2 separate regions of the Homo sapiens genome follow, and region 1 is linked to region 2. Evidence: chromatin loops called from intact Hi-C (ENCODE). Cell type or tissue: MCF 10A. All regions are shown on one strand. Each heading gives the region's core, and the rest is flanking DNA. Links, peaks and the distances in the headings are about the cores only.

Region 1 (11,996 bases), core at 3,997-11,996, 72 kb after region 2:
TTTTCTACACCTAAAAGTGTGACTTAATAATAATCTCAATAAGAATATTCCTGGCCGGCGGGTGCGGTGGCTCACGCCTGTAATCCCAGCACTTTGGGAGGCGGAGGCGGGCGGATCACGAGGTCAGGAGATAGAGGACACCCTGGCTAACATGGTGAAACCCTGTCTCTACTAAAAATACAAAAAAATTAGTCAGGCGTGGTGGCGGGCGCCTGTAGTCCCAGCTACTTGGGAGGCTGAGGCAGGAGAATGGCATGAACCAGGGAGGCGGAGCTTGCAATGAGCCGAGATCGCGCCACTGCACTCCAGCCTGGGCGACAGAGCGAGACTCCCTCTCAAAAAAAAAAAAAAAAAAAAAGAATATTCCTGGCCGGGCACGGTGGCTCATGCCTGTAATTCCAGCACTTTGGGGGGCCGAGACAGGCGGATCACGAGGTCAGAAGATAGAGACCAGCCTGGCCAACATGGTGAAACTCCATCTCTACTAAAAATACAAAACTTAGCTGAGCATGATGGCGGGGTCTATTATCCCAGCTACTCGGGAGGCTGAGACAGGAGCATCGCTTGAACCCAGGAGGCGGAGGTTGCAGTGAGCCGAGATCACGCCACTGCACTCCAGCATGGGCGACAGAGCAAGACTCTGTCTCGGAAAAAAAAAATTCCCAAGACTCAATGTGACAGACTTAAGATGACATCACAGGGCTTGGATAAGGAGATTTGATTCCTTATAGTTGAAAGCAGTGACAGAAAAATTGAAACAAAATGCCATCCACCATCTACCAACAACCTAGATAAGCCAAAGACTGAGAGAGTCACATTTTGATAGAGTAACCATGTGTCTGGCTTCCCCAGGCCAGCCTCTGATTAGGCTTGTCCCAGAGTAATTGACACCTCCTTTACTCTCTCTCAGAAATGTCCCAGTTTAGAAGATGACGACATTCATCAGGATTAAGTCATTTGTTCAAGGACATCAGTTAAAAAGTGGCAGCACTGGAATTCAAATTAAATCTGTCTGGCTTCAAACTCCACTGCTATTAAATGCTATTAATCTGAACTAGTAGCCTGAATCAGTAACATTTCAAAATATAGTTTAAAAAAACATTAGCATTACTCTCAAGACTATACCATAATTTATAGCTAAACCAATAATTATTGGCACACAGAAACCCTTGGGGGTTTTTCTTAATTAATAAATAAAATGTGTATACAATATAAGCAGCTGGTTCTAAAGAGATTGAAATATGTATTTTTTAAAGTGTATCAAACACTTAGAGTTTACATTTTACATTTGCCTACCTGTTTTTCCCATTAGCCAAACAAAGGTAAGAGTTTATGTTTGAATGGCTATAAATTTCAAATTAGTAGAGTTCAGATTAAGTAGTTTTTATGTGTATTACTGAAACTAATAAAAAAGATCGCTATTCATAAAAGCTTAAAATATCAAGTAATAATTTTAATACTGTGTAAAACAGTATAAACAGTGTAAAACTAGCTATCACTTTCTTGTAAATATTAAGTTACAAAATTGGGGTTCTTTGTAAAGAGAGAAACTTAAGTGTGTATTTGCAGAACATTCATCCTTGGGGACATATTCCGAAATATTAAAAATGCCTATGAAAACCACATATACCTCATTGTGTAAGCTGCGTTTACACATATGACACATGCTTATATGTGAATATTTGCTGATATATTTAATCTCACAGTTTATCTGTGATATGTATGCTATTCGATTTTTTAAATAAGAAAGGAGTATTTCCCAAGTTATGAAGGATTTTTCACTTTCTGTCTCTCCAAGCCATATCTAGAGGGAAATGACCAAGAGAATCACAATGAGATGGAATGGTAGAGGGAATAGAAGTCTTGTGGTTCCTTCTCCATTGCTTTTCAGCTGTGTGACTTTGGGCAAACTTTTTAACCTCTCTGAGTCTCAATTTCTTTTCATGGATATTGAAATGCCACTATCTTAACATTTTTCATCAGGCTCAGAACCCAAAGTGAGCTAACATTTGTGTAGCAATAATTTCAAAAGTACCTTTAGAAACATTATTCCTCATTTTTCAAAGGATTTTAATAATTCAAGTTATTATTTTTATTATTGGAATAAATTTCTTCCAACAATCAATAACCTTAAGCAGCAAAGAACACTTCCTAACGTGGGGCTCTCAGAATTCCAAAAGAGAGGAAAGACAGGCTGGGAGTGGTGGGAGGTAGAATTAGAAGGCCCCACAGAGGAATGAATCACCTCTCAACAGATTTCTACTTTTCAGAATGTGCTCGTGTTGGGGTGGATAAATCCTGAAGAAAGCTCACAGTCTGACAAGTTCAACCGCAGTTGCCAATCTCTGCAGAGCTGCTAAGCAAAGCCCTCTTGAGCTTGGGGAAAGAACTCCTGCCTTGGCCCAGACGAGCCATGCTCTGCAACTGATCTTCCCCCAAGCCTTTTAATGAAGTTTGACACTTGGCAGAGGCGGGGAGCTGAGGCACATGCTCTGAATGAGCTCTCATTCCTAAGAGGTTTTGGCATCACGGGAGCATACCTCCTGCCCTGCTCTTCCTCCAGTTGTCCACCTCCACTCTCAGGGCAGGGGCCGGGGAGGCTGCAGTTAGCTCCATGCCAAGAAGCCACATCAGGCCACATCTGGCTGGAGACATTGGCTGTCAGCACTCATTGCCAGGGTTCCAGTCCAAGATGCTCAGTACAAAGTCCCAGGGATCCTTCCTAGACGAAGCACTCTAAGTTTCTTCTGTAGAGGCAGTGCTGGCTGGGCAGGTGGCAAAGCAATCGTATGATGGACACAAAGTGGCATATATTATCCAGCCTTCTGGGCATGACATGGCAGATTCATGAATTCATGAATTCTTTCATTCAACAAATGAGGATGAAGTTCCTGCCACCACCAGATACGCTTCTACCTGCCTGTGAGGACTGCAGCAGTCAACCGGGTTGAAAGCAGCTCGTATCCTTATGGAGCCTGCATTGCTCTAGGGAGAGACAGCTGAGAAAACATTACATTCACGGGATCATTACAGCTTGCACTTTGTGTCTGATGTGAAAAAATGAGGGGGTCTGGGCACTGGGAAGACCCTTTCTGGGAGGGTGCTCAGGTAGACTCTTTTGATCTGAGCCGAGATCTGCTGTATGAGCAGAGCACAGCCACAGAGACCATCAGGGAAGGAGCATTCCAGGCAGGAGAATGACAGCGAGAGGGAAAGAGCTCCTGCCAGGGAAGGACTGGGGAGGAGGTGCTTTCTAAGCCACATAATACAGGAGAGTAGGTTGCGTCATCACCATGATCACTGTTTGAATGGTCCTCACCCCATACTTTACCTGTGTGTGCTATAGAATGAAGCTGGCTGGAGCTGTGTGGGTCATTGCCTTCTTCGGGCTCCCATGGATGATGCCCACTTCTTTCCACGCTGCATTCTCCTTATGGCTTGTCTAGTCCCACTTTCCTTTTGGACTGAGAGTTCTTTGAAAGCAGGTACTCTGCCTTCTGTTTTTGTAGCACCAGCATCTGGTAGAGCAATTTAGCATTGACAAGGCATCTTGCAAATACTTGCCAAATGTATGAATATAAGAGGCAACATCTGCGGGAATGTTGGAGAATGGGATGGCCTCAAGGTGGCCCAAGGAGGGAAAGTGGCACAAATTCTTTTTTTGTTTTTTTTTTTGAGATGGAGTTTTGCTCTTGCTGCCCAGTCTGGAGCACAATGGCACGATCTCGGCTCACTGCAACCTCCGCCTCCTGGATTCAAGTGATTCTGCTGCCTCAGCCTCCTGAGTAGCTGGGATTACAGGCATGCACCACCAGGCCCGGCTAATTTTTGTATTTTTAGTAGAGACGGGATTTCATCATGTTGATCATGCTGATCTCAAACTCCTGACCTCAGGTGATCCACCTGCCTCGGCCTCCCAAAGTGCCGAGATTACTGGCATGAGCCACTGCACCCGGCAGAGTGGCACAAATTCTTATTGCAAAGTTACAGGCAGGGTTAATCCCAAGGGAATCTGCCAGTGCATGTGTATCTATCACTGGGGCTCTCCGATTTGTCTCACCTCTTCCTCTTGGCATGGATTAAAAGAGCCAAAGGTATTCATTCAGTTACTTTTTATTCTTTCTGGTTGGGAGGAAGGATCATTTTCTTTATACAGGCCGAATGCAATCCCAACCAATTAAAATAGAAGGTGTAATAAAATAACTGCTAAGGAGAAGTAAAAGGAAAAGGGAGAATGAAAGAAGAAAAGCAGAGAAAGTATAAGAGAAATGAATACAAATTATTATCCCTTTGATAATAATATTCCTTTTACAATAACCAATCATTAATACTTCAGAATCATGAATGAGACTCTCAAAAACAAGTCTCAAATGTGGATTGTATCTAGGTTCCGATTTCATATGGCAGTTATCTTATATATTTGAAATGCCAATTGATTATTAAAAACACATTTCTTTAGCTTTGACTACCATGTAATAGACAGGTAACTATTACATCGTTGTTAAACCCCAGTAAATACTACTTATTGGAAACACATTTCTTTCAACTCAACAATATGATTGTGTATGTATCTATTACAGAAATCTTGAAACCCCATCAATTTGTGCCAAAAATACATCTCTTTTCTTTTGAATTCACAAGGCTCAAGATATTGTCTCAAATGGAGTGCTATTAAGTCCCCAGTAACTATCTCAGTAATAAACGATGACCACTGCAGTGAAAGTTTGGCAGTTTGTTTAATCACTCAGAATAATAACTGGAAACAAGAACACTCTACACATTAAAAGCAGATTTGTTCAAAGAATGTTGACCACTTTGTGTCTCGACTGAACTACCACGGGCTCAAATGTTCTGGACAAAAATTTGTAACAGCAAAACCCTTTTCAGGGGCAAATGAATCACTCTGTGGGTTAGGTGCATTTTTCTACCCAATGGATTTGTCGTAGCATTCCTACTTTCTTGGATTTGGACTGTGCCCTAAAGCCCTGGGCTATACCTCTGGCTGGAGCTGTGTAACTAAAGAAGAAAAAATAACAGAATTGAAAGAGATGAAAGAATCTAAACCATCTCCTACCTCATCTAACATACTCATGCCACACAGATGAGCAAATAGAGGGAACTGGTTAGTTCAGGGCCATTTCCCCAGGTTCTAGTCCATCTATCCTTTTGGGAAGTGTAAGAGATACACAAAATCTAAACACAATTCTGCATTAAACTTTTTTTTTCACTAAAAGAAAATTTGCTTTAACTCCCCTGAAACTGGGTGGAGTGTAAAAGACATTAACTATTTTATAATTATATTGATTTTCTGCTTCATTTAGGTTTAGGATAGTAAGAAAGAACGTGATTCATTCGGTAGTTGTAAAGTCAGGCTGACATTCAGTTTGCCAGTGGACAAAATATTAAAACACTTCCCTACAGTTGGGTAAAGCTGTTTCCCAGAGTGCCTGGGGAGTCCCCCGCAACCATCCCGGCAGTCAGCAGCTGCCCCTGCCCAGGCTTTCCCGCAATCCAGCTAAAAGGTTCACACCAGGGTACTTCTGCAAAGCAGCATCTGCCAGTGCTGACCGCGCACAGCCTGTCCCATAAAGCTGCTACCTATTTTGGATCTCGCTCCTGCATATGGCAATAGACTTTGCTAAAGACTGGTGTAGTTCTGAGAAGTGTGAGGAATGATCTCTGCCATCACCTACGTGAGCATAGTTAATAGAAGGAACATAAATACTAAATACAACATTTCCACAGCAATCTATTCCTCTTACCACATGAATAGCTTTTGAGCACTTGCCATGTGAGGTCAGCCCTCTTTAATATTCTCAATATCCATTAACTCGCTTAGTCTCCACAACAGCCCTATGGAGTAGGAACTACTAATTTACAGATGAAACAGCAGAGAGGTAAATTAATTTGGCCCCAAGTCAAACAGATAGGAAGTGGTGGAGGCAAGATTCCAGGCCAAGTACTAGGACTCCAGACCCCAGAGCTCTTGTTTCCAGAGGGGAATGTTCCCTGGGCAGTGTGTGGATTATGATGATAGACTTGTATGTGTTGGCACCTTTGCTTGAACCTTCTAGGCAATAATAAATTGGAATAAACTAAGCGAGTGAAGGGAGGGTTAGGGTAAATTTTTATTCTGGCTTAATTCCCTACTTAAAAGTTGGCGATAGGTGTCTTTATTTAGCTGGCTTTAACGTTCTTGAAATGAACTATTTTCATCTTTTTGTTCTGAGGGTGATTATCAGATGAATTAATGGGTTATTTGGATCAGTCATTAAATTACTGTTAAATTGAAATCAGAAGTGATTCAAAGACAGAAGCCTAAAAGTTGTATGATTTCAATTGTGTGAAATGTTCAGAATAGGTAAATCCATGGAGACAGAAAGGAGATTGGCAGTTTCTGGGGCTAAGAAAGAGGGAAATGGGGTGCAACTGCTGAAGGGTTTGAGGCTTCTTTTTGAGGTAATGGAAATGTTCTGGAATTAGAGCGTTGTGATAGTTGCACAACATCATAAGTACACTAAAGATCACCAACCTGCAAACATTAAAAGCGTGAATGCACTTTGGGAGGCCGAGATGGGTGGATCACTTGAGGTCATGAGTTCAAGAGCACTCTGGCCAATGTGGTAAAACCCCGTCTCTACTAAAAATACAAAAAAATTAGCCTGGTGTGGTGGCACATGCCTGTAGTCCCAGCTACTCAGGAGGCTGAGGTGGGAGAATTGCTTCAACCTGGGAGGCGAAGGTTGCAGTGAGCTGAGATAGCGCCATTGCACTACAGCCTGGGTGACAGAGCAAGACTCCATCTCAAAAAAAAAAAAAAAAAAAAAGGGTGAATTTTATGGTTCACGAATTATATCTCAATTTTTAAAAATAATTTTTAAAAGGAAAAGAAGTTCATAGGTCGGGTGCAGCAGCTCACACCTGTAATCTCAGCAGTTTGGGAAGCCAAGGCGGGCAGATCACTTGAGATCAGGAGTTTGAGACCAGCCTGGCCAAGATGGTGAAACCCCATCTCTACTAAAAATAAAAAAATGAGCCAGGCGTGCTGGCACATGCCTGTAATCCCAGCTACTTGGGAGGCTGAGGAAGGAGAATTGCTTGAACCTGGGAGGTGGAGGTTGCAGTGAGCCGAAGTCACGCCATTGCACTCCAGCCTGGGCAAAGAAGTGAGACTCCATCTAAAAATAAAAAGCGCATCAAAGGCCCCTCTGTCAGGGGATCACTAATTGCAGGAGATATTTTGACCTTTAGCTGGTTGAGGATGAACTACTTCCAGAAAGAAGAGGACTCAGACCACAAGGAGGTAGTGGGTAATCTTTTGATGCAATGAATTGAGAAAAACATCTAGGAAACATTCTATTCAGTGAAATGCAGTAAGTAATTCCTGAGTAGGCACCATATGTAAGAAACAGTGCTACACCGTGACTGACTCTGAGAATATGGTAGCTCTGATGTAGAGACATCTAAGTTGGAAAATAATACAAGGCCAGGTGCGGAGACTCACGCCTACAATCCCAACACTTTGGAAGGCCGAAGTGGAAGGATCACTTGAACCTGGGAGTTCAAGACCAGCCTGGGCAACATAGTGAGATCCCATCTCTACAAAAAAAATTAAAATTAGCTGGGCATGGTGGTGTGTTCCTATAGTTCTAGCTACTCAGGAGGCTGAGACAGGACTGCTTGAGCCCAGGAGATTGAGGCTTCAGTGAGCCATGATTGCACCTCTTACTCCAGCCTGGGCAACAGAAACAAAGCGAAACCCTGTCTCAAAAGGAAAAAAAAAAAAAGAAAGGGAGAGAGAAGACAGACCTCTCATGGTGAGATAGAGTAATTGCTATTGGAGATGTGCCCAAGGAACCCTGCTGGTGCCATGGTTCAATGACTGGAGGTGGCTGGGCGTGGTGGCTCACGCCTGTAATCCCAGCACTTCGGGAGGCCGAGGCGGGTGGCTCACGAGGTCAGGAGATCGAGACCATCCTGACTAACACGGTGAAACCTTGTCTCTACTAAAAATACAAAAAATTAGCCGAGCGTGGTGGTGGCACCTGTAGTCCCAGCTACTCGCAAGGCTGAAGCAGGAGAATGGCGTGAACCTGGGAGGCGGAACTTGCAGTGAGCTGAGATTGCGCCACTGCACTCCAGCCTGGGCGACAGAGAGAGACTCCGTCTCAAAAAAAAAAAAAAAAAAATGACTGGAGGCAGTTCCTAGTCACTTCTACATCACCAGATCCAGACCTTGGACTTTAATGGAATATCTAGAAAAGGTATTTCTTGCTTGCTTAAATGATGCTCAGTGAAAGCACATGAAGCCGATAAAATCATTTAGAATGGCAGAGCAATAATGTTAGATATGAGTTCTAAATTTCTCTTCAAAGAATCAATATGTCAGTATGTTCAATTCTTTGCCTTCTACTTTTAAACTTAACTTCCTCGTAAAGCAACCTTTTTCAATTACCTCCTCCATCCTGACTCATTCCAATTCCCTGCTCTGCCCTGACTCATTCTCCACCCTGACTCATTCTGATTTCCTGCTCTGCTTCCCGCCAAACCACTCACCCTGTCACTGTCTTTAAATTAGCCAATTGGAATTAGTTTAGCCTGTGTGGTCTAATCCTAGCCAATAGGGGAATGACACAGCAGCAGGGGCCACGTGTGTCAGGGATAAGAACCCCTTCCCCTCCCTTGTCCAAGTGTGTGCTCACCATTGCTCCGTCTGTAAGGGCGCACCCTTCTATAGAAGTACATTGCCTTGCTGAGAAGGAAAATTTTATATCGAGCACTATTTCTTTTGTGGCACCGAAACTTTATTTATAACAATGTGAAGAATTACAGATGCTTAAGTTTATTTTCCACGCATGCCAGCTCAAGTTGTGGTGCACCTATCAAGCATAACCTCTGATCAAAGGGGGCCTTGGTGAACACAAAGAAGAGGAAAAGGAAGTGAATCATCTGGACAACTAGATCATTTAGAGCTAGGCTGGAGTGACTCCACCACACCACAAAAATTCCTCTTTAGTGATGAAGATGCTCAGTGTGGCTCCATCCTTTCCTTTCCTGCCTCGTGGTAACGTGTTGAATAGGTCAAACCTTTCTGGTCCCTTTTAGTCATGAGACATTCTCATACCAGCTAAACTATACTTCTAGGAGGAAAATTCACCACTGAGTTTAACACCACTGGATTGTATAATTGCAAATGGTTGAAATTATAAATATTATGTGTATTTTAATTTAAAAAAGTAACAAACACAAAGGAAAAGAAGAACAAGCTCAATCTCACAGGCAATACAGTTTCTCAGTTTCCTTCAAATCAGGCCTCAGGCCCGCATTACACCCTAAGGATAAGCACTGGGCGTGGGCAGTGGGTGTGGCACCATATTCCCTTTTCACTCCCCCATTCTCTTTCCATTTCCATCCTCCTTCTTCTCATAGCTCTACTGCTCCCTGTTTCCCTGAGGATAGGGCCAGGCCAAAGAAGCAAAATTAGAGGGAAAAGGCAAGAACTTGTCACTAAATATTCTTTGCCTTCTGGCTTGGCCATAGGTGTCCTCTGTATGGCGCGTATCCATGTGAGGGCACCTTCCGGGGGTGTAGAGAGAGGCTCTCTGAAAGTCCCTACAGGAATTCTCACTTCATTCTCTTCCATTGGGGAAGATAGGCCCCTGATGCTTTTCTTCAAATGCTCTATTAGTCATGGCTTTTTATGTTCTGTAGTTCTGATGTTTTGACATCTTGTGGCTTTGCTGACGCTAGAGATACTGCCCCTCCCAGGACTAGCCAAGTACTAAAGAAAGTAAAGAACTGGCCCCAGAGTGTGCCTTTCATATGCAAACTAGCCAATCCAGCTTTCTCACACCTCTCCACCTCCTCTATTGGACTCTCACACTCAGGGACCACTCTTTGTCTGCCCTAGTCACCCAAGGACAGGTCCCAGAAAACTAGGGACAGCCCCTATGCCCCAGAGCCTGATGAAATTATTCAAACTAGCTAAGGCTGAATCTACTTACCCTGCCTCTCCCAATCCTTCCCGCAGAAACCACAATAAAAGCTCCTGCTCACAGTTTTCCCTGACTCTTTCTGTCTCCTGACTGACTCTGGTGTGATTCCCTAAGTGTCCCTGTGTGGTGTGGTGTGGTGTGTCTCCTCCTCTTGGACATTGTAACAAAGTATCTTTTCAACAGCAGTTACCTCTTCATCTGTTGGCCTCATCATACCGAGTAGTAATACAACCTATGTTTTAAAACAAATGCACACTCACTTAACCCCGGCATGGGAAATTTAATGTGTCCATTCCCCTTCTCTTCACCCTGCCACCATGGGCTGAGTTAATTAAATAAGACACTCACTGCAGTATTTTCTGGGCAAGAAGAAACCTTCATGGATGCTCTCACACTCCCTGTGACTGTTGTCAGACTCAGCCTAGAACCAGTTCACTGCTTCCAGTTCTGGTGAATGCATGCCGATGAGCTCTTGGATTTAGATGCTCTGCAAGGTTGCAGCCAGGGGTGCAATGCCAGACTCCCCTTCTTTCAGACTCTGATATGGTTTGAATGTGTCTCCCAAAATTCATGTGTTGGAAACTTACTACCTAAAGCAACAGCACTGGGAGGTGGGACCTAATGGGAGACTTTGATATGGCTCGAATGTGTCTCCCAAAATTAATGTGTTGGAAACTTACTACCTGAAGCAACAGCACTGGGAGGTGGGACCTAATGAGAGAGGTTTAGGTCAGGAGGGCTCTACCTTCATGAGTGAACTAATGCTGCTATAAAAAGAGCTTGTGGGAATGGGTTTGCTCTAATGTGCTCTTCTGCCATGTGAGAACACCACCTTCACCTTCTCTAACCCTTCAGCCTTCTCCCATGTGAGCATCTAGCAGGAAGGCCCTCATCAGACACCAGCACCTTGATCTTGCATTTTCCAGCCTCCAGAACCATGAGAGAATAAATATCTGTTCTTTATAAGTTACCCGGTCTCACATAATCTGTTATAGCAGCACAAAATGGACTGTGACATTGTTTCAGAGCTCTCCTCACTCAACTTATGGGTGAGTGGGTAGAACATTAGGGGCGGTGGAAAGCACTGCCATCCAATGATGGGGGCAATAACTATTCACTAATACATTCTCAAATTTCTAGTCTTCCGCATACACGGTGATGGGGTTATGATTACAGGACAAATTCATTTACCTCTTGATGAGTCTTGAAAGAATGGCCTAGCTGCAAACATGGGGACTTCTCTTTAGAATGTGTGAAGACTTGCTTCTTACTACGATCATATGCATTGGATCTCTAGAAACAATTCTAAGAAAATAGTGATTCTTTTCTACAGTGTTTAAAAGCTTCAAGCAAGTCAGTCCACCTCTGGTTAATGACACATACATGACACACACACACTATGTACACACATACATATAATATAAAATACATATGTGTATATAAATATATCTAAACCTGCTATATAGTAACATCTAGTACATTAGTAAACTTTCCACACCACTCCACAGCAGGATTTTGAATGGTTACATTGTATTCTATCATGCGGTTGTACAATACTTATTAGAGACTTATTTTGTTTCTAATTTTAAACGATCATGAATAACATTTCCATAAACATTCTACATACAAATCTTTTTTAATAGCTTAATTTTTTCTCATTATATGTTTTTATAGCTGACTCAAAGGATGTGACTATTTGGTTATTTGAAATATTTTAAAAACTGATCCTCAAAAGATTTTGCTAATTTAAACCACCCCAAGCAATATAAGAAGTTTTCATATCTTTATGGACAATAACAATTATTATTTTTGTGACTAAACAAATACAGCAACAATTGTTCTTTATTACCTTTTTCCTTGACTACTAATTATGTTTTTTTTTTCCTATGCTTTTTGGTTATTTGCATTTTTTTCTTCCATGAGTTATCAACTTTGGCTTTTTTGCCAATTTACCTATTTTATCTTATTTTATCACAATTTTTACTTTCAGAAATTAAAAAG
Region 2 (12,098 bases), core at 2,787-10,786:
TTTAATTTCAGGAAAAGACAGTGATTACCTTTTTAGCATAAGTATTTCCCAAATATTGCCTGGGCCACATTTATATTACAAACAAGTATTCATTGTTTAGTTGAAATTCAAATTTCATTGGGCATACTGTATTTTTGTTGTTGTTGCTTAATCTGGCAACTCTACCTATAGGAATCGATATTTGTAAGTCACTTTTAAATATCAGTAAGAAAGAACCCTGGAAACCATGTTTATCTTCCATATCCTCTCCATACCTGGGAAAAGATCCAGGCTATTTTTGTAGAAAATAAAATAATGTATGACAAAATGGCAACAGTGAATTTTATGGGTGTTTAGCCATAAGATAAACTCTTCATGAAATCTCTATTGGTGCCAGTGACATATTACTAACAGAAACCTATTGATAATTTCTATTTTTATTAGAAAATAAGATTAAGGTGAGTTAGGCTACATCAAAAATCAAAATTCCTTTTTTTCTTCTTTTTTTTTTTTGAGACAGAATCTCACTCTGTTACCCAGGCTGGAGTGCAGTGATGCGATCTTGGCTCACCATAACCTCCACCTCACGAGTTCAAGGGATTCTCGTGCCTCAGCCTCCTGAGTAGCTGGGAGTACAGGCGCCTGCCACCACGCCTGGCTAAATTTTTGTATTTTTAGTAGAGACTGGGTTTCACCATGTTGGCCAGGCTGGTCTCGAACTCTTGACCTCAAGTGATTGGCCGGCCTTGGCCTCCCAAAGTGCTGGGGTTACAGGCATGAGCCACCACGCCCGGCCCAGAATTCTTTTATTACTTTAAAACTATTTCCAGTCACACAGCAATTTAATAAAGTTGAAAACATATTAAAAATATAATTTGTCTTTATTTAACTTCATAAACTGAGGCAAGTCAAACAAACCCTAGCAGAAAGATCAACTGGTTGACTGTCTTAAGAAAAACCACGAAAGCTATTCTTTGTAGGTCTCATCATACCCTATAAAGGGACAAAAAAATGAGGCTCTGACAGCGGATATTGACAACACATGATTAGAATTTCTGATCTCAACGGTTACGTTTTTTTCTAAGCAAAAAATAAAAATAAATTAGATTACAATTATTTGTAAAATTTCCTCTAACAGCAATTGTACAGTCATGTTCAACACACCATATTAGAAAATTGCCCATTGCAACATTTAAACTTTTATGCTTCAGTCTAATCCAAAGTTATTCAAGTCTGATGAAGGTTCCTTGTGGATTTCAATTCCTTCGCAAGGGAAGGATAAATGGGTACGAGTCTTTTCAACTTAAAATATGAAAACCGAGTGGTCATTTTACAAAGACCTGAGAAAGAAAAAGAGCTGAGATTGTAATCTGCTATTTCTTTCTGGGCAACCACCACCCAGCTCCCTGACAGCTGGAACCACAGTAACAGAACCCAGCTCTCTGACAGCTAGAACCACAGTGACAGAGCAGGCAGAGTGCTCATAGAAGAAGTGGTTAGAACAACACTATTTTAGCTTGAGTCCCTTTAGGGCTCTTTGATGATCTCTTTCCCTCCATAACACGCACACATATTATTTAGTTAGGGGATTTTTCTGTCTGCAAAGGTAGACCCAACAGGAATGTTGGCAGTGAACATCATGCTGTCCTAAATGAGGAATTGTGTGCTTGGTTTGCAGGGACAGAAAAACCTCACTGGAACCCTACTAAGCTGAAGTAATGATGATTTAGGCAAGATTCAAGAAGATGCCAATAAAGACATTCTATAGCATTTTAGAGCAGAAAATCAAGGCCAAGAACACAGAAAGACTTCTACAGGGCTGAAACACAACTCTTCAATAGTTCATTCCTGGGACCTGTCTCCCTTGTTTTGTTTTTCAATATCCTTATCCTTGGCTCCTGATTCTAAGGCATAAAGATATATGAATCTTGACCAAAGTCATATGTGGTAAAAATAGGAGTCACATCCAAGGCTGCCTGGCTCTAAAATTCAGCTTTTAACTCTATACTATTAATATGCAACTATTCTAAATTCCAAGGCAGTCACTTTTTTTTTGGCCTAAATTTGAATTAGGCAAATTTGAAAGACTACAGTACAAAATATTTAAGATCTTACATTATGCCAAAATAAAGTATACAGCTCTCCTATTTTTTGAATTGCTGAGAATTGAAAAATTTCAAAACTGACTGGAAGACTCAATTGTAAAAAGTTTTTATGACATTGCCATAAGAGAGTATAGATTTACATGGAAATAAATATACATACATATACATATCATTTTTGTCAGTATCCCATGAAGCATGTTGCAGTTAACATGCATCAGTATTCCTGAGCAATATGTATCATCATTATGTTGATATCTTAATATGTATTGTCATAATTTATTATTTAATAAACATTGTTACTAGTGTAACCTGAAAAATATCTTCTTTAACAAAGTCATCCACATATTCACTATGTCGCAGTGCTAGAGCTGATGCTGAAAATTGTGCCTGGAAATCGCTCACTTTTAGGAACATGTTAGATGTGATAAACCACAAAGCAGTAGATCAAACTACCAAAGCGTGCTGTGCTGTTAATTTTAGAGAGCACTAAGGGAAGCATTAGAGACATTGCTGAGAAAATAAAAAGCAGTCTTAAAGCAAAAATATGTTAACCACAGTTGTAAGACTATATGGTCCCAAAATTAAATTTGCTCCTTCACTCCACTTTTACATTGGTTCCTAGGAAAAAGTTAGGCTTGAATGATGCTGGGTTTTCAGGAATGCATCTCTCGCACAAATGGCAACCACCCTGCCTTTTTTCATTAAAAGCATCTGACAATGTTCAGCTTTCTTGCCCAGCTCTATGAAAGAGTCTTGTAGTTTATCAACAAGAGTGGAATGTCCATGGAGATAAAGACTCATGTAGCCCCAGTACTTAATGCCATGCTTACCTGGAGTATAACAGTATCTAGTAAGTATTCAGTCAATAAGCAAATGAATAAATATACTACCTCAGATCACTTACCACCATCACTAATCCCCAAAATTTCACTCTGAACTCGTCCCCCTGGATCGTTTATAAGAGTGCTTTATTCAAAGAATTGACAACTTACCCCTAATCTGGCCTGTCAAATAACAACTAATTAAGCCATTTTACAATTCTTTACTAATTCTAACAAATGATAATTTTTGACACAGAATTGTATCCAAGGCATCAGAGTCTTTCCCACCATGGGGTTTTCAACGCAACACTTTGTTTTGATATTCTCCATCTTCATTGAGAACAGACGTAAGAAATAGCTTTTTGAGCTGTTCTTTGTGCTCATGGTAAGGATGATAAGTTTTTAGTTATATCACACAAGGTCCAGTTCACCAGAATCCCCCATATAAATTCCTGCCTGATGCTAGTTATCAATAGCAAATAGATTTTCCCGGGCAATTGATTTGTTTTCATCTCTTTAAACTGTAAATTGTATAATTAGCAATGTTTCTTTTTGTCCATGTGTGCGTGTGTGTGTGTGTGCTTTACATGCTAAACTTAGAATCTAAATTTGTGAAGCAATGTGACAAGAGTTTAGCCCAATTTCTGGTCATCATTTTTGTCCCTATCCTTACCTTTCTTTTATGGCTTTCTATTTTAATTTATCTTGTATTTTATTCATCTTTTATTCAAGCCCCTTTTGGAACAGGGCCAAGTCTCAACTGCCAAGTAAATAATGTCAAAATCTATCAAAGTCATTAGTTTTCTTTTACCCTTTGAAGGGAGAAATTAATGGACTTTGCTTTAGTAGATAAGATAGGCATGCATTCTTTTTTACACACCATGTAGCTTTTTCTAGGCTAGGTGATATGTTGTTAAATACTCAGTGACTCTAACTTTGTTATAGGTGGTACTAATTTATCTGGTCCAAGATCCAAACTCACTGCTCTGTTCCCTCTGAGCTTGTTTGGGGACTGGAAGCAAAGTCAGGGCAGGGCATAGATCACATTGTTCATCTCCAGCTCAGAGTCTGTTTGTCAATTTCTTTTTTTTTTTCTTTTTTTTTTTTTTTGAGAGGGAGTCTTGCACTGTTGCCCAGGCTGGAGTGCAGTGGAACTTCTTGGCTCACTGCAAGCTCCGCCTCCCGGGTTCACGCCATTCTTCTGCTTCAGCCTCCCGAGCAGCTGGGACTACAGGCGCCCGCCACCACGCCCAGCTAATTTTTTGTATTTTTTTAGTAGAGACAGGGTTTCAACATGTTAGCCAGGATGGTCTCAATCTCCTGACCTTGTGATCCGCCCGCCTCAGCTTCCCAAAGTGCTGGGATTACAGGCGTGAGCCATCGTGCCCAGTCTACCTGTTTGTCAATTTCAATGAACTTTCATGTGGATGCCATCTGGTCTTTATCTGCAGTGTCTGTGTCTGCCTTGACAGTTTCATCTTGCGAGTTTTCCATTAATTAGGCCAGTAACTCTGATCTGTTTGGTTATTTGTTACCAAAGTCTAAGGCACAGAGTATGCAGACTCTAGACTCAGGCTTGCATTCATTTGTCAAATCTGTCACTTGCCAGCTGTGTGACTTTGTCCCTTATTCTCTCTGTGACTCAGTGTCCTCATCTGTAAAAGGACACCAACAACAGTAAATTATGGGGATTAAATGAGGCACTGTATGTGAAATCCTTGGTACAGTGCCTGGCATATGGCTGGTAGTCACCGAAAGTTTTCTATTGTTATATTGTTGCTGTTTGTAGTTTCTGCAAGTTCCACCTTTCCATGACATCCATTTAACCAGTTCCATGAGCATCTAGCTGACCTTGCCCTTCTTATGGATATAAAGACTCTATTATTTTTAGCCTCGGAGTCCCTTACCAATACTCCCCTAAATTCTTTTTTGGGGGGCATGTCTAATTTCTAGTGTATGCCTTCCTGTTTTCCTCACTCAGCTTGTCTTTCCATTTGTGAAAAATGGAAGGAGAAAAACCTATTTTATTTTGCCAATTGACCATGAAGAGTTGTATGTGTGCTTTTGTTGTTTTCCTTAAAGTGCCAGGTCTTTTAGTTCCTTGGCATGCATTTGTCCTGGACTTTTAGCAAGCTATTCTAAAATAGTCACCAGGCTGTCTTAGCTTTTAAACTCTTCCTTTCAGTTTTTCGTTAGCAAATGTTCCCACTTGGCCATTAAGCTCTTTTCATGAATAATAACATGAGGCATTTCTTTTGGTTTTCCTTTTTCCTCTGGGAAGTAAAAATTGCCCTGACAACTGCTCACTAATGTTTCACCCCCAATTTCTTCCTGCAAGATGCCCAGTCATGACTCAGGGCCAAGTTCCACATCTTTCTTTCCATCTGGGCTATTCTACAAAGCTGCCTTCTCAAAAGCTTTGCCTCTACCTGTCTCTTGATAGGTTTTTTCTGTTGGCCTAGTTGAATCCCGTATTGCTCATCCTTTTATCCATCCAACAAGTATTTCATGAGCCTCTATTTTGTGTCAAATTCCCACATAAAGTGAAGAGGACCCCTTGGTGCATAAAACAGCATCCCTGTCTGAAGGAATGTACTGTCTAGTGAGGATTAATGTTATGATGGGGGAAAGTACACATATTATGGATGCATTTAGCAGAGGTGCCCCACCCAGTTGTATTGGTTTAGGGAAGGCTTCCCTAAGAGGGAGATATATTAGCTGAGATTAATGAAGAAAGAATTATAGTCAAGCTCTGCAATAATGATTTTTTGGTCAAGGACAAACCACATATATGACAATGGACACAAATATAACACCATATTTTTTACTGTACCTTTTCTATGTTTAGATACACACACTTACCGTTGAGTTACAATTGCCTACTTTATTCATTACAGTTGCATGTGGTACTGGTTTGAAGGTTGAGAGCAATAGGCTGTACCATACAGCCTAGGTGTATAGTGGGCTATTACACAACTAGGTTTGTGTAATTGCACTCCATGATGTTTGCACAATGATGAAATCATCTAATGACTCATTTCTCAGAATGTGTCCCTGCCTTTAAGCAACACATGAGTATAATATAAATATGATCCCACTATAGTGGCCATTGAGAGCATTTGCCAATTGACTAAAAGGAGTAGAAAAAGCACATTAGCCAATTCTTTTTAAAACCTTGGCCATGCAAGATTGGAAAGACATTGGTTTCGAGAGGGGAAGAGGTAAAGCATAGGAGGGAACTGATAGAGCAAAAGCATTAGAAGTATCAAGGAACTGGAGATCTAGACATTACCCGAGGAACAGTACTGTGACAGCCACTGAAGGGGAGGGCTGTGAGGACAGGACATGATGGCCACAAGCATGAGTGGCCACAAGGAGTCAAATTGGTGGCCTTTGAGGCTGGGGAGATGATGTCACCATGGGATAGAGGGCCAACAGGGAAGTTGAAGCCATTTGAGATCACAGAACTTCCAGGGTAGAGGAAGCAGAGGGAGAAAATCAGTAAGTCTTGTGCTAAAGACTTCAGTGACTGAGGAAGAAAGACCTAGAAGAGTCAACACATTCAAGAAGCAATAGAAAGCAGCATAGTCATAGCCCAGGCTGCAAAGTCTGAGACACAGGGTGTAAAGTCCAGCTCTGTCACTTCCTGTGTGACCTTGGACAATCCACCTTACTGCTCTGTAAGCTTCATTCTCCTTCTCTTCATGTGGGAAATCATCATAAATGCCTATCTCCTAGAATTACAGGACTCTTCTGTGAGAATGAGGTCACGTGGGAAATACTTAGTCAAGAGGTCAAGACCTTAAGACATTAGGTATCAGATTCCAAATTGAGAAAACTGAGTGAGTGCAAATTATCACAGAAAGTATATAAAACAACACAAAAATAAGAATTAAACTATGGCCCTTAAACTCCTTATAGATATGGAGAGAATAAATGGCAGTATCGGTTGTTGCCTGTAGTGAAAGACATTTGTTCCAAGGCTTTCCCCAAAGACAGCCATGCACAAAGTCCTCCCTTGCCCCCTATTCATAAAAAAGGGGATGTGGATTCCAGAGAACTACATGGGGAGCTTCCTGTGTGAGCCCTGTGGTAGAAGACACAGCATGTACTAGGGTCTCGCTTCCTCCTGTAGATCTAAAGGGCTAATTGCTGATGAACTGGCCAAAGGAGGGATGCCTGCACTGGCTTCAGCCTGCACTCCTAGAGTTGGTCAGGGAAAAAGCTGAGCTAGCATTTTCCACAGACTGGATATGGTGGCCCCAAAGAGAGAGCTGTTGTTTGGTTGCATCGGGTCCTGTCCAACTGGGCTGACTGAACGGGCCACGGAGCCTGCAAGATAGCAGCTAAGGGAGGAGTGACGATTCCCAGGGGCTGCAAAAATGTGCAGAGGAGCAGGCTGCAGTCAGATGTGAGCGAGGATGGTCTCTGAAGAACTTTCTCGCAGGTAAGCAGCCTTCTTCAGCAGGCTGGGTGGGAGCTGAGTGAAGGTGCCTCATTGTGACTTTGAATAAAGATGGAGGCTCTGCACGTTACATCAGACCAGACGGTCTAATTTCTGAATCGAAACTAGACTCTATTCAGCCATCGAATTTATTCATGCCTGGTAATTTAATGTGACTAAGGCTTTTTATTACTTTGGAATAATGGGGAATTAATATAGTGACAATAAAATCAGTATGATGGTGATTGTTATAATTATTCCTATTACATCTTCTTTTAGAAGATGGGAAAGAACTATAGAGGGACAAAAACAGATAAAATAGTTCCTTGAACACCTGTGAGCTCTACATGTTCAACATCACATTATTATTAAATAAAAAGAATGAAGACCAGCAAAAAAGATATAGCTGTTTGATATGAATCTTAAAGAAACTAGAGAGTTTTACCTGAAGTTGGATAATTTATTAAACTCTGGAAGGAGTGTGAAAGAGGCAAGTCTTACCTTTAATCCTGAAATACACAGAATGAGAGTGAGTCGTAGCTCTGAGAGAGGAGTCATGGGAGGCTCCCTCATTTCAGTCAAGCACAGAAAAAGGAAGAGTTTTCTAAACAGGCTGAGTATGTAGGGCGAGTCTGCCCATCTGGAATGGATGTCTCTGAGTGAACAGAATGGAGATTGAACCAAGGTAGAGGAAGCAGAGGGCAGGATGAGCAAGATAGAAGGGAAAGAATGGGTGAACAAAATTCCACATTTCCATTGGTGACTTAGAACAGAGGTAGAGGGCTGGGCATGGTGGCTACACCTGTAATCCCAGCACTTTGGGAGGCCGAGGTGGGTGGATCACCTGAAGTCAGGAGTTCGAAACTAGCCTGACCAACATGGAGAAACCCTGATTCTACCAACAATACAAAATTAGCAGGGCGTGGTGGTGCATGCTTGTAATCCCAGCTACTCAGGAGGCTGAGGCAGGAGAATCACTTGAACCCAGGAGGCGGAGGTTGCGGTGAGCCGAGATCACACCACTGCACTTCAGCCTGGGCAACAAGAGCAAAACTCTGTCCCCCAGCACCCACCAAAAAAAAAAAAAAAAAAAAAAAAAAGAGCAGAGGTAGAGATGGGGCAGGTAAGTTCTGCAGAACTGGGAACAGGGACCTAAGCCTCTCTCCAACAGGACAGCCATGAACTGGGTTGATTGTGTTGAATTCTGTAGCTTCCCATTGTCATTTCTAACTCCAGGGAAATGCATTTAAATGGTCAGGAGGTACCTTCTATAATGTTTACATATATACACACACACACACATACACACATACATATAATTCAAGTTCTGCTATTTGTTATTCATATGTGACGGCAAAGGCCTATAATGTATAATAACATCTAATGGAAATAGCAACATTACGTTTATAATACAGGTGTGGTGAGGTGTAATAGTGGAGCTGCATTCACAGCACACATTTGTACACGTTTGAATTGCCTGGGCTATGAGGCTGCTGTGCTGATAGCTGCTCTCCCAAAGTGCACGTGTGTATCTTTTCAGGATCTTCTTAAATTAGGTTGGTGCAAAAGTAATTGAGTTTTTTGTCATCAAAAGCAATGACAAAAGCCCCAGTTACTTTTGCACCAACCTAATAACTCAGAAATAAATGAAATTGAGGCTTTGTGTGGCTGGGGGTATGGAGAGTGAGCTCCATCACTCTCCCCTAATGTCTGCAGCCCTGTGATTTGCAGTGAGAAGCTCCTTGCTCTCCTTTCTAATAATTCCTGTTTGGGGTTGCAGTGGCATTTTTGCATGTTGTGGTTTGCTTCCTATGCTATGATTGGTTCACATCACTGCCTTTGAGTTCCAAATGCAGGAAAGCTGAATCTACTGCCTTCTTCTCCATCCAGTGCTGAGATCTGCCTTTTGGGATCCTGCCCTGAAGCCAAGGACAGCAGGATGAGAAATGAACATCTCTGTAGCTCCCCAGAATAAGACACCACCCAAACTTCAGTCCTTTCCCTAGCAACTTCTGGGGCTCCAGCCCAATTTGTTATATACAAACATGCACCAGAATTTGGCATTCCCTGGAATTAAGCCAAGTCACAGGCCAGACGTGCTTATTAGTTGATAATGAATTGCATTTTACATATTTATGCATTGGATATGTATTTCACTAGCATGCGTTTGCTATATATTTCACTTGGCAGTTTCCCAAACATTTTTATGTCCAGTGTCTCAGACACAGTGGTGAAAATGTACATAGGTTTTGGTAGAGATGGACCTGGACTTCCCCACTAGCCAGGGATGTGACTCTGGACAACTTAGGAAACCTCTCTGTGACTCATTTTTCTTGTTGGAAAAGGACATTTGTAAAATAGTCTCCCTTACAGGATTGCCTTACGGACCAATTGAGAGTCTTTATATAACATTCTTAATCTAATACCTGATATCCAGCAGCATTTTAGTTACTATTAATAATCATGGTACTATTATTAACTCCACAAGGGCCACATGCTTATCCCCATGTAATGGATGAGGCAAGACAGGCTCAAGAAATTGAGTGACTGTTTCCATGCCACACGCTGAAGCAGTGATCTCAAGAGGCCAAACTCAGTGACTTTTCCCCTATGTTTTTATTGACTTGCATTTTAGTAATTAGTGCCAGGCCACGCTAGACATAATCAATCAATCTATCTATCATGTATCTATCCATCCATCCATCCATCCATCCATGTACCTGTTTATCTATCCATCTGTCCATTCATCCATCTATCCATCCACCCATGTATCTATCTATCCATGTATCTATCCTTCCCTCCTTCTATCCACCTACCTATCTATCTGTAGTTTTCTTTTAATCATACAAAGATTCAATCATTTTTATAGCAATAACTGGCTGTTTGTTTTTGCAAACTCAGCCTAAGTTTACCTGGTCTTTGTGTCATGTTTCTCTAAAATGCAAATTTTTTTTCTTAAACTCACAATTTTAGGAAGCATTTGTGCAGCCTATTCCCCTTCATGGATTAAGTTAGAAGAAATCAGACAATTTGATTCGGTACTTGGTGCTTTAGGTATTTTATCTAAATTGGCAAAACACTCCTTGCCCCTCCAAAAGGAATACTGGGGTCCTGAGCATGCATTAGCTGTGGTTTCTGCGGGGGCTGGTGTCACATCGGCTTCCTGAACAGAGGTCTGCACATGAAGGGAAAGAGACCTCATAGCAAGTACACAAGCCTGGCATGGAATCTAAACACTCTTTAGTCGAATGTCAGATGACAGCTTGGATTTCTGAGTTTTCTGAGTGTGATCTGAGGAAGCGGGCCTGGCCTGCCACCCACGTTTTTGGCAAGCAATGAGGCTTACAACTGACTGTCCTCCAGTCGGCTCCTGTGCATGAGCGTTTTGAAGGACTTCGGCAAGAAGCCAAAGTGACATCATTGCTGCTGTTATCAGATGGGATGAAGTCCACATGTAAGGGCCCCGGATTTGGGCTGCTTGGGTTTGGATGGGGGAGGGGCAGGAATCTCACCAAGAGTCTTTTCTTGATACCTGAGTCCACCTGACACCGAGTGCGTGCTCAGTAAATATTTGTGGATATGACCCACTGACCTTGGAAATCAGCTGAATTTCAGAACTGTCCGTTCATTCTAAAGATAGCTCTTTGATTCTTTCACTGATTAATGAGTCAGGCTCCGTCTTTCTACCACCTCCTGAAATGCCCACGCTCACTAAGAGTCTGCGTGCTGCACTGCCAGACACACTTCATTTGGCAAAACTTAGGTTATGAGCTCACAATGTCAATTCAGGAAACGCAAGATGTATTTATCTAAGAGATCTTTTGCTTAGACTCTGTGCTAACGGTGATTCTCCCACCTTGGGATAAATGTAAATGTTTTGCCTTTTCATTTTGAAGATTCTTATTGTCAATATCAGTTTGTAGCTAAGGTCTGCATACTTTCTCTGGGTGAAATCATCATTCCCTATATTTCCATCTACCATTTCCATGATGAAGACTCCAATATCTATACCTCCAGGCCAAAACCCTGTTATTCTTCATTAATTTTATCAGATCTACCTTCACAAAATTTATTATGACCACATGCCACATGTTATAATTAACTTAATTTTTTCCATTAAATGGATTATCTCCTTCTCTATCTAACTAGATATTTTTAAAACAACTTTATATCATGAGCATATAAATAGAAAACCCAGCTTCATCCATGTCCCTGCAAAGGACATGATCTCGTTCCTTTTTATGGCTGCATAGTATTCCCTGGTGTATATGTACCACATTTTCTTTATCCAATCTATCATTGATGGGTATTTGGGTTGGTGCTGCAACGAATATATGTGTGCATGTATCTTTATACTAGAATGATTTATATTCCTTTGGGTGTATACCCAGTAATTGGATTGCTGGGTCAAATGGTATTTCTGGTTCTAGATTCTTGAGGAATCGCCACACTGTCTTCCACAATGGTTGAACTAATTTACTTCCCACCAACAGTGTAAAAGCGTTCCTATTTCTCCATAGCCTTGCCAGCATCTGTTGTTTCTTGACTTTTTTTTTTTTTCAGACTGAGTCTCACTCTGTCACCCAGGCTGGAGTGCAGTGGCATGACCTCGGCTCACGGCAACCTCCGCCTCCCAGGTTCAAGTGATTCTCCTGCCTCAGCCTCCCAAGTTGCTGGGACTACACGCGCACACCACCATGCCTGGCTAATTTACATTTTCAGTAGAGATGAGGTTTCGCCATGTTGGCC

What was found. Hi-C counts contacts between places; a loop is a spot of excess contacts. Peaks named below come from ENCODE experiments on the same cell type or tissue, not always from the same donor. Only the 100,000 strongest peaks of a DNase experiment are listed, where the experiment ranks them.
Region 1: a loop joins it to region 2, with 7 times the contacts of the local background. A loop is called at or near these places in 8 of 110 quality-filtered maps.

What each region holds. Positions count from the first base shown.
Region 1 is chr17:13,344,182-13,356,177 of GRCh38, reverse strand. LOC105371543 (a long non-coding RNA gene) reads left to right here. Exons shown (of 5, transcript XR_934238.3): 5 at 2,271-4,716. Among named protein-coding and RNA genes, the nearest start is that of LINC02093, 43 kb to the right of the region's middle. RefSeq lists an enhancer at 7,924-9,123. In MCF 10A, for the core only: a CTCF peak has its summit at 7,798; DNase peaks (open chromatin) are centred at 7,847, 8,527, 8,967 and 9,847.
Region 2 is chr17:13,414,912-13,427,009 of GRCh38, reverse strand. No RefSeq gene overlaps it. Among named protein-coding and RNA genes, the nearest start is that of LINC02093, 110 kb to the right of the region's middle. In MCF 10A, for the core only: no CTCF peak of the experiment used is centred there; DNase peaks (open chromatin) are centred at 5,259 and 5,929.